2 separate regions of the Homo sapiens genome follow, and region 1 is linked to region 2. Evidence: chromatin loops called from intact Hi-C (ENCODE). Cell type or tissue: endothelial cell of umbilical vein. All regions are shown on one strand. Each heading gives the region's core, and the rest is flanking DNA. Links, peaks and the distances in the headings are about the cores only. Region 1 overlaps LRCH1 (leucine rich repeats and calponin homology domain containing 1). Region 2 overlaps LRCH1 (leucine rich repeats and calponin homology domain containing 1).

Region 1 (5,382 bases), core at 281-5,280, 52 kb before region 2:
ACTTGCTTGAGAAAAATTGCTGCCAGAAGAGTGGTTTCAAAAAGCTGAGGCTGCTGCTGTGGTTGCTAGTGGGTAGAGGATTAAAGGGAATGCAGCTTTTCCTCTCCTGTCTAAATATTTGCTGGAGAGCAAATGGGCTTTTGTGTGCCTGTGTATTTCCTTTTTCTATTGGGGAAATTACAAGTAATACAGGAACATCCTGTGATAAAATATATGAAGTAGAGGCTGAGGGAGCAGAGAGATGAAGTCGAAGAAATGTGCCCCAGGTCTGTGGCCTGCTGTACGGTGACTAAATTCTTAGCATGGTGAATTGGTAAGTCTACAGATGATTAACTACAGTGTAAACAAGACATATATGGAACATAAATATGAGATAGGCCATTCCATCAGCAGCTTTTAGTGTAAAAAGCATCCGTTCCCCTCAAAGAGACCATGAATGTTTTCACAAGCTTAAATTTTATTTTATTTTAAGTAAGTACCCACTCTGGAAGATTTCCAATGAGAATAAACCCATGTAATCTCAAATACTCACGCATCTGAATGAGCAGAACTTTCTTTGTGTTTCTCAAAGTAGTATGATACATGACTCTCCCAGTTCCATATCTGCTAATCTGGTTAGATCCCTGCACCAACTAGTGAGACGGATAACTTAGAGTGTAACTCTGAGTTTCCAGGCAAAGAAATGTAGGAAAGATCTTAACTTGTATTTGTTAACTCTGCTAAAAATAGGAATGTAGAACTTTCTTGAAAATACTAATCTTTGTTCTCATTATCCCTCTTCAAAAGGAGGTTTACGTATGGCTCCAAATAAATAGACTTGCCTTATTAACATTTTTATTTGCCGATCCTCACTTTATAAAATTGCATATTAACAAATATTTTATAACCACAAGTTACATTTCAAATTATTTGCTTGCCACCTTTTAATAAACTGAGTTCTCTTTTCTGAAGGAGCCTTTTTTGGAGCTTGAAAAAAGCCCTCACAGCAGGGTAACAGGAAGACCCCCTCCTCCAGCCAAAAGAGTCCCACTGAGCCCCTGCTGGTGAGAGAGAGCCTTGGGAGGGATGTGAGAGGCAGAAACACAGGCTGCTGGCCCTAGCTCCTCCCTTCCACCGTCCCCAGAGACCAGGAGAGAGTGCCAGTGCGGGCCCATTGCCCTTATTCTCTTGGTCCAATCCTGCTAACTAGGGAAAGTGAAGAGCTGGTTGGTCTTTTGCAAGCCAGGAACCTACCAGGAGGGCACTCAATCTCCTCCCTCCTTCTGCTGGACCCTCTTAAAGAAAAATCTGCCTCTTTCTGGAAATAGCTTTTTCCATGGGTCTGCACAATGGAGAGAAGATATGACTGTATCTCTTCTTGCTAAAACATAGTTACATGGGTAATTGAGTGCCCTGGAGCAGCAGAGATATCAAGGTGTTGACAAGGCCGTGCCCAGATTAGAAAGGTTCTTTCCACAGCACAGCACCTGCTTTTTCTGAGCTCATCAGGTAGAGCTGCCCTTCAGTTAACCAGATTTCTGCTCCCTCATATGGAGGAGAGTCAAACTTCTAATTGAAGAATGACATATATTCAGAAAAGTGCACAGATCATAAGTATACATCTCAAAGAATTTTCATGTTCTCACTCATAGGTGGGAATTGAACAATGAGAACACTTGGACACAGGAAGGGGAACATCACACACCGGGGCCTGTCGTGGGGTGGGGGGAGGGGGGGAGGGATAGCATTAGGAGATATACCTAATGTAAATGACAAGTTAATGGGTGCAGTACACCAACATGGCGCATGTATACATATATAACAAACCTGCACGTTGTGCACATGTACCCTAGAACTCAAAGTATAATTAAAAAAATAAAAAATAAAAAATAAAGAATTTTCACAAATAGGAGCACTCGTAACACATATCCAGGTCACATTTATCATTTTATAATGATGTTTCTTTCCTGATGATAAAAGCACTTGTAGAAAGTTTGGAAAATACATCAAAGTATAATAATGGAAATAAAAACCATCCATTGTACCTATACCCGAAGAGGAGTACCGATAGTATTTTGGTGTATTTCCATTCTGTCTGTCTCTCCCCCTCACATACACAGATACATGCATGTCTATAAATACACTCACACAGGAACACAGCTTCTGAAACTTTATGCATGTGTGTGCAAACACACAGCAGTTTTATTAAATAGTTACACTGAATGACATACAGATTTTTAGATATTTCACTCTGTGGTTGTTGGCTTCAACACCAGAAGGGCAGAGAAAGAAAGGGAAACTGAAACCCATCTGTCTTTTTGCTTGGTAGCAGGAAAAAGGGGCTTTTTGTGGGGGAGGAGATTGAAATAAATGGCTGACATATAAATAAGGATGGTTCGTAGATTTTATTTATCTAGTATTTTCCATCTCCATGAAAACTAAGCATTGATGATAGAAAGTTCAGAAACTTCTGGGTAGAGACCCTCTTCTTGTAGAGCAGAGATGAGACATCAACTTAGACTTTTTTGGCTGCTCTGTGGAACTAAACCCCTCTGGGCTGCAGTTCCACTTTGCCAGAAGACCAACTTTCCTTTCTTTCTCTTTTAGTTAGCTCTCTTGCAGATACCAAAACAGACTTAAACTGTAGCAACCCTTGTTTTAACAAAAGGAAGCTGAGTCAAAATGTTGGAAATGAGCCCGGTGGTTTTGTGAGTTGCAGCAAAATTATCTTCCCCATCCCTACTGCAATGGATGAAATGATGCCTGTGTGGTGCTGGTTGCTTTGGTCCAGCTGAGTTTCCTGCACACATTGTCAGGAGAGGGCAGTTGGCACCAGCTTCCCGTTGCTATTGGTTGTGCAGGATGTGCTCTCCATCTGCCTCCTGGCTGGCCGAGGGCTCAGCTTCTAAGTGGCGGTGGCGGGGTGGCGGGGTGGCGGGGGGACTTTGATGGCATTCCTTGTGTTGAATAAAGTTGTCTCTTTGAGAACTGCCCATACCCTTATTTTTTATTTTTTATTTTTTTTTAAAAAAAGAAAAACATATTTTGTTTTCTTACATACTTGTCATTTGAGTTGTCACACAGAAAATATATTGGACTTCTTGTATTTGTAAAATGTCTTCTCAGATCACTCCTTTTTCCTTTCTTGTTAAAAACAGGTTCACAGACAGTATGAAGTGGCCTTTCTGTTTACATGTGTTCTTGTTGTATTGTCTTTGCAGTCGAAATCAGCTGTCCGCCCTGCCTGCCTGCCTGTGTGGTCTGCCTCTCAAAGTCTTAATCGCAAGTAACAACAAACTTGGATCATTACCAGAAGAGATAGGTCAGCTCAAACAGTTAATGGAGCTGGTATGTTACCGATTTTTAAGATGCTCTTTTTTGTTGGTTGACTGATCATAGCCTCTCAAGGTATTCAGAAAACCTTTTTGCTACGGTTGGACAAGGTAGAGCCTCTGTTGTTTGAGGGCAGGTATATGATAAAGACATTAAGTGGGGAGAGGAACAGCTTTGAAACTTCACTGTGACAGACACAGTTCCTGGAATTTAAAGGCTTCCTGTAATTTACAGCTCCTGAAGTTTGCAGGATTTGCCGTTTTTGAAGTTTATGGGCTATCATGTTGTAGTTAGTATTTTCAGATTGCATATAAATTTGTAAAAAATTATGGCTAAACTGCCAAAATAATCTCCAAATAAGTTAGTAGGCCACACTTCATGAAGGTATAAAATTAAGTCAGAAGACAGAAAGAATGGGGTGCTCTGATTCTGTCGAGATTTTAGAAATCATTGTCGCAAATCGTTGTAATTTTAAAATGTGACCGTGTCCCTAGGGATAGAAAAGGAGAACAAGCTATAGATGAGCAGAGATGGATTACAAATGTGTGTGAAGCTGAGATGCACTGTTATATTTCAGCTCTTTCACTACTAATTTAATTATTTACCCTTTTTCTAAATTGGGAAAGAATGAATACTTTCTAAACTTCCATTGAGCTAACATAGGTGAAGGAAGAAGCAGGAGTTAGCAGTCAGGCTGAAAGGTGATAGTCTTCATTTATCATCTAAGCATTGGCTTATTCCATCCTGATCTTGTGTCAGGCACAGGGCTTGATGTGATTAAATGATGAAAAGGGCACAGTACCTGTCTTTCAGTAGATTCCAGTCTAGAACAATGATGGCCAATAAGTTTTGTCTTTTGTGCCAACTCCTCTGGGGCCACCCGGAGCACCACGGTGCTGGCCTGTGAGGCCCAGATAGAGAATGCTGTGATTGCTTAGTCATGTCTTTAGTGGGATTGGGCTAGGAGAGTGATGGCACCCATGTCACATACGTATCAACTTTGACTTTAATATAGAAATTAATAATTGCTGTAGAAAGACGTTAGAGCTATAGAAAGTGTCTTTTTCATGGATTATTTGATAGCATTGTCCAAAACTCATTCCAGCTAGCTCACACCAAAAGTCAGCGTTGGTTAGAGGATACAGGGGTCCATCAGATCACTTACGATGAAGACATTTGGTCACAGGTCATGAGTGACTAGGACAAGACACTGGAATGTTGTGAAGGACCATGGCAGCGGTTCATTTTTCTGCTCAGCTTTTCCTCTTCCATACAACGGCAGAGGTTGCCCAAGTTTAAATGTTCTCCCAGGTAAAGCACCTAGCAAGAGACCTACTAGCATCTCTCAGCCCTGGGTTCTAAGTGAGAGGCAGATCTGGTCTGATGTTCTCGCCGACTGAGTCTGCTGTGCCCAAGGCACATGGTCACACTGCTCAGATGTGGCTGTTGGGCTGCCACCAAAGGGGGTAATTCTGAAAGAAGACAGATATTAATTTGAGCAGACACTGCCCATCCCCCCCCAACCCTGTCCCCAAAAGTTTCTATTACAAGAAGCATGTGCACGAGGCAGGGAATGATTAATTAATTCAGTCTTCGGGTTGTGAGAGGTTTGGAAAAGAAGAGCCCTTTGAGAGGCCCCTTAAATAAGCCCATGTGGGATTTCCTAGGAGGAAAAAAGAAGTCAGGGACAGGGAAAGCATTCAAGGAGAAGGGACAGCTTGTGCAAAGGCAATACATCCTAGAAGTCCATGTCGTGCTTGGGAGTAGGAAGCCGTTTAATCCTGCTGAAGTCTAGGTAGATAGAATGGGGCTGGGCACACCCTCCTCATGCCCACTGCCTTAGATTTAGGCCACAGGCAACTCCTTCACAGGGCATTCGAGGCCTTCTGTGGTCAGGCCCCTGCTCACCTCTTCGGGTTCATCTCTTGCCACTGGCACCTTCACTCTCCAAGTTCCTACCTTCTGGGAATGCACCTTGTTCATTTTCATTTCTGGACTTGTGCACACATCACTCTTTCGTCATGGGCTGTTTCTTCCTCCCCGCTCCTTTCTTGGTTAGTTCTTAGCCAA
Region 2 (5,382 bases), core at 253-5,252:
CTCTGGGCCCACCCCTGGAGCTGGATGGGACAGCTTTAACCTCCGTTTTTAACCTGATAGTTTAACTTCTGCTTTTCCCCCTGCTCTTGTGTCCTCTTACTGAATCTTTCCTCTTCCCTTCACTTTGAAGTTAAAAACCATTTCTATCTTCTTTGGGGTCATTTTTGCTCTTTCATTTGCAGTGAATTTGTAGGTGCTAATTTATACTTATTGAAAATTAATCTTTAAGTTATCACCAGAGAATGGATGAATGGACCAGTTTACATTAGTCTCTGAAATAACCATGTATCTTGTACCAGTTTACAGATATTTTCCTTAATTTTTTACAGTAATCTTGCACTATAGGTATTATTTTTCCCATTAGAGAAATGAAGAAACTGAGGATATAAGAGGCTTTTTAGTGGCTCTTAACTCTGGTTTTATATTAGAATCACCTGGGCGTTTTGTAAAACTATAGTCACTTAGGCCCCATAGTCAGAAATGCTAATTTATTTGGTGTAGCATTGAGTCTAAGCACTGGTCATTTGTTTTACTTCTTTTTATGGGATGTTATGTGGTGTTCAAGTAAGGTTGACAGTCACTGGGTTAAGTAAATTGTCTAAGACCATAGAGAAGAAATGTGAGCATTTTGAGGACACCGAATGTGTCCAGTTCAATTTTAGGCACCAGAAGGGAATGAATGAATCAGCTAGTGAGAGTTCTGATTCACAGTAGCCTGGATCTAAAGCTCGTGATATTTTTTCAAAGCCAAGATACTGCTGCCTTTGAGTTTGTATATCTTAAACATCATGTCCAGTTCAGGTTCTTAACTTCCAAGGAGAAGTTGAGAGCTACATTTTAAAACTTCATGTTTCCACAGAGAAGAAATCTCCTCTCATTCAGTTAAATTTAGGTATAAATATTTTTCATATGAAGATGCATTTCATGCAATAATTAAATGAGAAAGTGCATTTGGGCAATTTTTAGAGCAAAGGGCTTTCTTTCTTTGCTTGACTCAAAGATGTTCTCACAACAAGTACATAAATGGTTTCTTGTACACATCCTTAAATATCTGCTGAGTGCCTATTATGTGCTACACATGATGCTCATTACTATGGATGCAGCTCTGAAAGAGACAGCCAAAATCTCTTTGCTTTCATATAACATTTATTTCAGAGTCTAATGCATTCACACCTAGAAACTAAGTTTAGGAGATTATTCATAAGAGGAAAAACTCAGGCGACTGATCATCAGAATAGAATAATCTTTGCAATGACGTTCTCCAAACAGACTGAGCTTTAAGTGAGGGAGTGTTTGAAACGTTTGTTTCATTTACTCGTTCAACAAACTCATTCTGCCCCACTCACTGCTTTGTGGGGCAGGAATAGAGGGTACAAGTTGGAAACAGACATAAACATTTACAGATCCATAATGGAGCGAAATATCACTCTACTGTAAGATAGAAAGTGGTGAGTGCCATGGGAGAGACACAGATAAAAGAATTTTGTATGCTCACAGAAGACAGAGATTACTCCCAGCTCAGAGATGAGGATGGGGTAAAGAGTGAAAGAAAAGGCAGAAAATGATGGAAAGATCAGTGGAATTTGACCTATATCTGCAAGTATGAATTTGATATTCTACGTAAGCATTTCATTATACCCTGCAGGGTCCATGCTTATCTCTTCTGCTAAGTAAATTGCGTATATGTGCAAATCTTTTTCATTCTTTAAATGTTATTTATGCTGGGTGCAGTAGCTCACGCCTGAATTCCCAGGACTTTGGGAGGCTGAGGCAGGTGGATCGCTTGAGGTCAGGAGTTCAAGACCAGCCTGGTCAACATGGTGAAACCCTGTCTCTACTAAAAATACAAAATTTAGCCAGGCGTGGTGGCAGGCACCTGTAATCCCAGCTATCTGGGGGGCTTAGGCAGGAGAATCTCTTGAACCTGGGAGGCGGAGTTTGCAGTGAGCCGAGATCGTGCCACTGCACTCCAGCCTGGGCGACAGACTGAGACTCCATCTCAAAACAAAATAAAAATAAATGTTATTTATACAACATACAGTAATTAAACTATAGGCTTAATTTAAGCAGAACTTATTTTTTTTCCTTCATCTTAAATTGCCTACCTTGGCCAGGCACGGTGGCTCACGCCTGTAATCCCAGCACTTTGGGAGTCTGAGGCAGGTAGATCACTTGAGTCCAGAAGTTCCAGACCAGCCTGGGCAATATGGCGAAACCCCACCTCTACTAAAAATATAAAACTTAGCCAGGCATGGTGGTGCAGGCCTGTGGTCCCAGCTACTCAGGAGGCTGAGATGGGAGAATCGCGTGAGCCCAGGTGGTTGAGGTTGCAGCGAGCCGAGATCGCACCATTGCACTCCAGCCTGGGCAACAGAGTGAGACTGTGTCTCTCCACCCGCCCCCCAAAACCAATCACCGCCTCTTCACCTCTTTCAACACACTCATAACACACACTCTGCTCTCTCACCCATCTTTTTTCTTATGTACACTTCAACAGTCACAGGAGCATTTGACTTGAAAAATACATGCTCACAGTGGGGGCTGCTTCTTAATATTGTCTCATGGCCTCAAGTTAAATTTTATTCCTCTGGATTAAGTAAGGGAGCTCTTGAAATTTAGTGATATGAAATTAAGGAAAAGCAGAATAATTCTTTTGTAGATCAATTTCCTGAAGCCTGGACCCAGACCGTTCACTGGATTTATTATTTAAATAGGAATTAAAAGAAAAGAAAAAACTGTAGGTAATTTAATCAGAGGTACTTTAATGGTCCCGGTGAAGTTATTCTGTTGTAACAAACCCAGCAAAATAAGCAAGCACTTTTGTACTTGGTAGATTTATTATGAGCCTAAAGAGATTGCCTTAAGTTCTCTTATATGTCATAGTAATGAATACATTCAGAAAACTAATAGTGATATAGTCATTATTTCTGATCATTTTATGTATTTCTGATAATTTTAAGTGTTCATTTTAAAAAATACAGTTCAATTGGTTTTTAAAACACTTTTGGTTGCCTAACATTCATAGAGCAAATGCCCACACATGCATGTTATATTTTTAAGATACAAAGGAATGCAAAATTAAAAAATGATGCCAGGAAAGTAAAACCCAGACACCATTTCGTTATCCTGATATCTCACATAGGGCTCTAATAAGGCAATGTGGTGTTGAACAAAAGCTCATGGTTCATTTAACTTCCTGATAGTTTCATATTCAGATTGAAATCTGCCAATAAAAACATATTGAAAATATTATTAGATAAGATTACCCCCAGAAAAAAGGCAAAGGAAAGTAACAGCTCCAAAGAAAACATTCGATGTGTTTAAACGGTGTTGAGGCGCCCCTTGCTGGCATATGTGTGTATTATCCAACTCTATCTGCATTTCTTGACCTTTTTTTGGTAAATTTGGTGGTGCAAATTAGTTCTATATTTTATATTTTTATATATGTCTCTTTTTTGGTGTTGCTTGAAATGGTGTAAAATGTGATTCATTCTCCAGTTTCTTCCATGCGTCTTAATTTGTCAGAGTTTTCCTCAGTTCCCTTTTCTCTGTGAACTTTTCATCTTTCCCTGCCTGGTCACTCTGTCCTTTTACTGACCTTGGCTTTACTTTTTAAACAATTGGTTCTACGTCCTGTGAGGTTTGGGTTTTGTGGGACTTGGTGACAGCCCTCCTGTGACTGCCTTTGGTGTTCTTTGCCTGTGACTTCCCTCAGTGGCTTCCAGCAGAGGCCCCAGGCCACAAGCTGACTCCTCTCTGAGATTCCAGAAGGCGACAGGCCTTGCGTACCTTAAATCATCCTCTTTCTCCATTAACTCTCAAGTCGACGATTTAAGATATGTCAATTTTCTCAACTTCCATAGAGCATCAGAATGTGAATTCAAGAATCTTAGAACTAATTTAGAAAGAAAATACTGAGATGTGAGAAGGAGAATGCATGTTCAAAGGCACAAATTGAAATTAAAATATTGTAGTTAGGCGAGCACAGGACTTTTGATTACACCGAGCGGACTCAAGTCTTTGTATCCAAAGTATTCTATTTGTAAATCATATTTAATTTCTAGAAATCTGAAATATTGAAATAGCTTCTAAAGAGGTCCATAGGAAATGTATGTCAGGGTAGAATAAAAATTACACATTCTTTCTTATTCAGCATTGTTTAAATCATCATGATTGAAACTTCTGTAACTTCAGTACACCATGCAGCCTTCTATGTGGTATGGATTTCTAACATTGGAGTTCTCTGCCCAAAATTTTCTGAGGGACTTTCCCTCCCTACCTCAATCTGAAAGTCTGTGGGATGGGGGAGCCAAGGCTCTGAACAGCTCTTTCATCCATCTTATGTGCAAGGATAAAAATCTCTAGGAAGAAAAAAAAAATCAAGTTTAAGTCTGCCCTGGGCTTTGTATCATTAAAAAGTTAATTAAAACTCTTGCTGTAGTCATTCTCCGATGCATAGAACATTATTTACCTTCTTGATTGGTGTCTAAAAGGTGTTTTCCTTCATAGGGAAGGGCATGTGTTTTCTCAGCTCATTTCAGAGGATGCCCCGCTGTTAGTTACTATTCTTGGAAGTCGTAACTTCAAGAACCTGAAGCCAGCCATGAGCCCTTCAGCTACTTCCAATCTTGCCAGCCTTCCTAAAAGGTGTCCTTGCTCATCTCCAAAGGGCTAACTTTTTAGATAGTCTGCCAGTGACAGTCTAGAAGGCAGAATGTTTCCACCACACCCTCAAATATGTAATCATCACTTAGTTCTTAACTCAGGCTTACAAAAAACTTTATGCCAACAAAAACATTAACTTGTGCTTATTTTTAATACATACAACAATTCTAGAGCCTTATTTGAAATAAATTATCTGAATTTAATGAAAGGGTTGAGTGTAAATAAAAACTTAGAATGAAGACAGTGGGAAGATGAGTGAAGTAGGACATCTGTCAGGCAAGTGGCTTGGAATGGTCCCAGTGACCCAGACCTTGCCCTGGGTTCAGTTTATTATCACTGAAAAATACAGCTTGTTAGTCCACACAAACTAGTACAATTTAAAATATTGTCTCTTTTAAAATACTTGAGCCAGGCTTTTCTTGTGGATTTGGAATTTCTTTGTTTCTTTGAGTGGTAAATGAATTATTTTGGACAAATTAAAATACTGTTTGATTTTAATATGAATAGCCCTATGTGACAAGGCACTATATAAAGGCTTTTTTTCCCCTTTGTATTGTAGTGTTTCTAAGACCTCAGAGAAATTTGGAATCTATAGACCCGCAGTTTACAATCCGGAGGAAAATGGAGCAGATGAGAGAAGAGAAAGAGCTGGTGGAACAACTTCGTGAGGTACCCAAGAAATATTATGTAACTAAAGGAGAATTTAAGCAACATTCT

What was found. Peaks named below come from ENCODE experiments on the same cell type or tissue, not always from the same donor. Only the 100,000 strongest peaks of a DNase experiment are listed, where the experiment ranks them.
Region 1: it touches region 2 in a loop (2.7-fold over the local background); 2 of 110 quality-filtered maps call a loop at or near these places.

Annotation. Positions count from the first base shown.
Region 1 is chr13:46,665,830-46,671,211 of GRCh38, forward strand. LRCH1 (leucine rich repeats and calponin homology domain containing 1) reads left to right here. Exons shown (of 20, transcript NM_001164211.2): 3 at 3,201-3,327. Among named protein-coding and RNA genes, the nearest start is that of LRCH1, 120 kb to the left of the region's middle. RefSeq lists enhancers at 1,628-1,677, 2,193-2,412, 2,473-2,522. In endothelial cell of umbilical vein, for the core only: no CTCF peak of the experiment used is centred there; a DNase peak (open chromatin) is centred at 2,762; H3K27ac peaks cover 838 bases.
Region 2 is chr13:46,717,997-46,723,378 of GRCh38, forward strand. LRCH1 (leucine rich repeats and calponin homology domain containing 1) reads left to right here. Exons shown (of 20, transcript NM_001164211.2): 17 at 5,225-5,334. Among named protein-coding and RNA genes, the nearest start is that of ESD, 76 kb to the right of the region's middle. In endothelial cell of umbilical vein, for the core only: a CTCF peak has its summit at 3,336; a DNase peak (open chromatin) is centred at 3,285; H3K27me3 peaks cover 873 bases.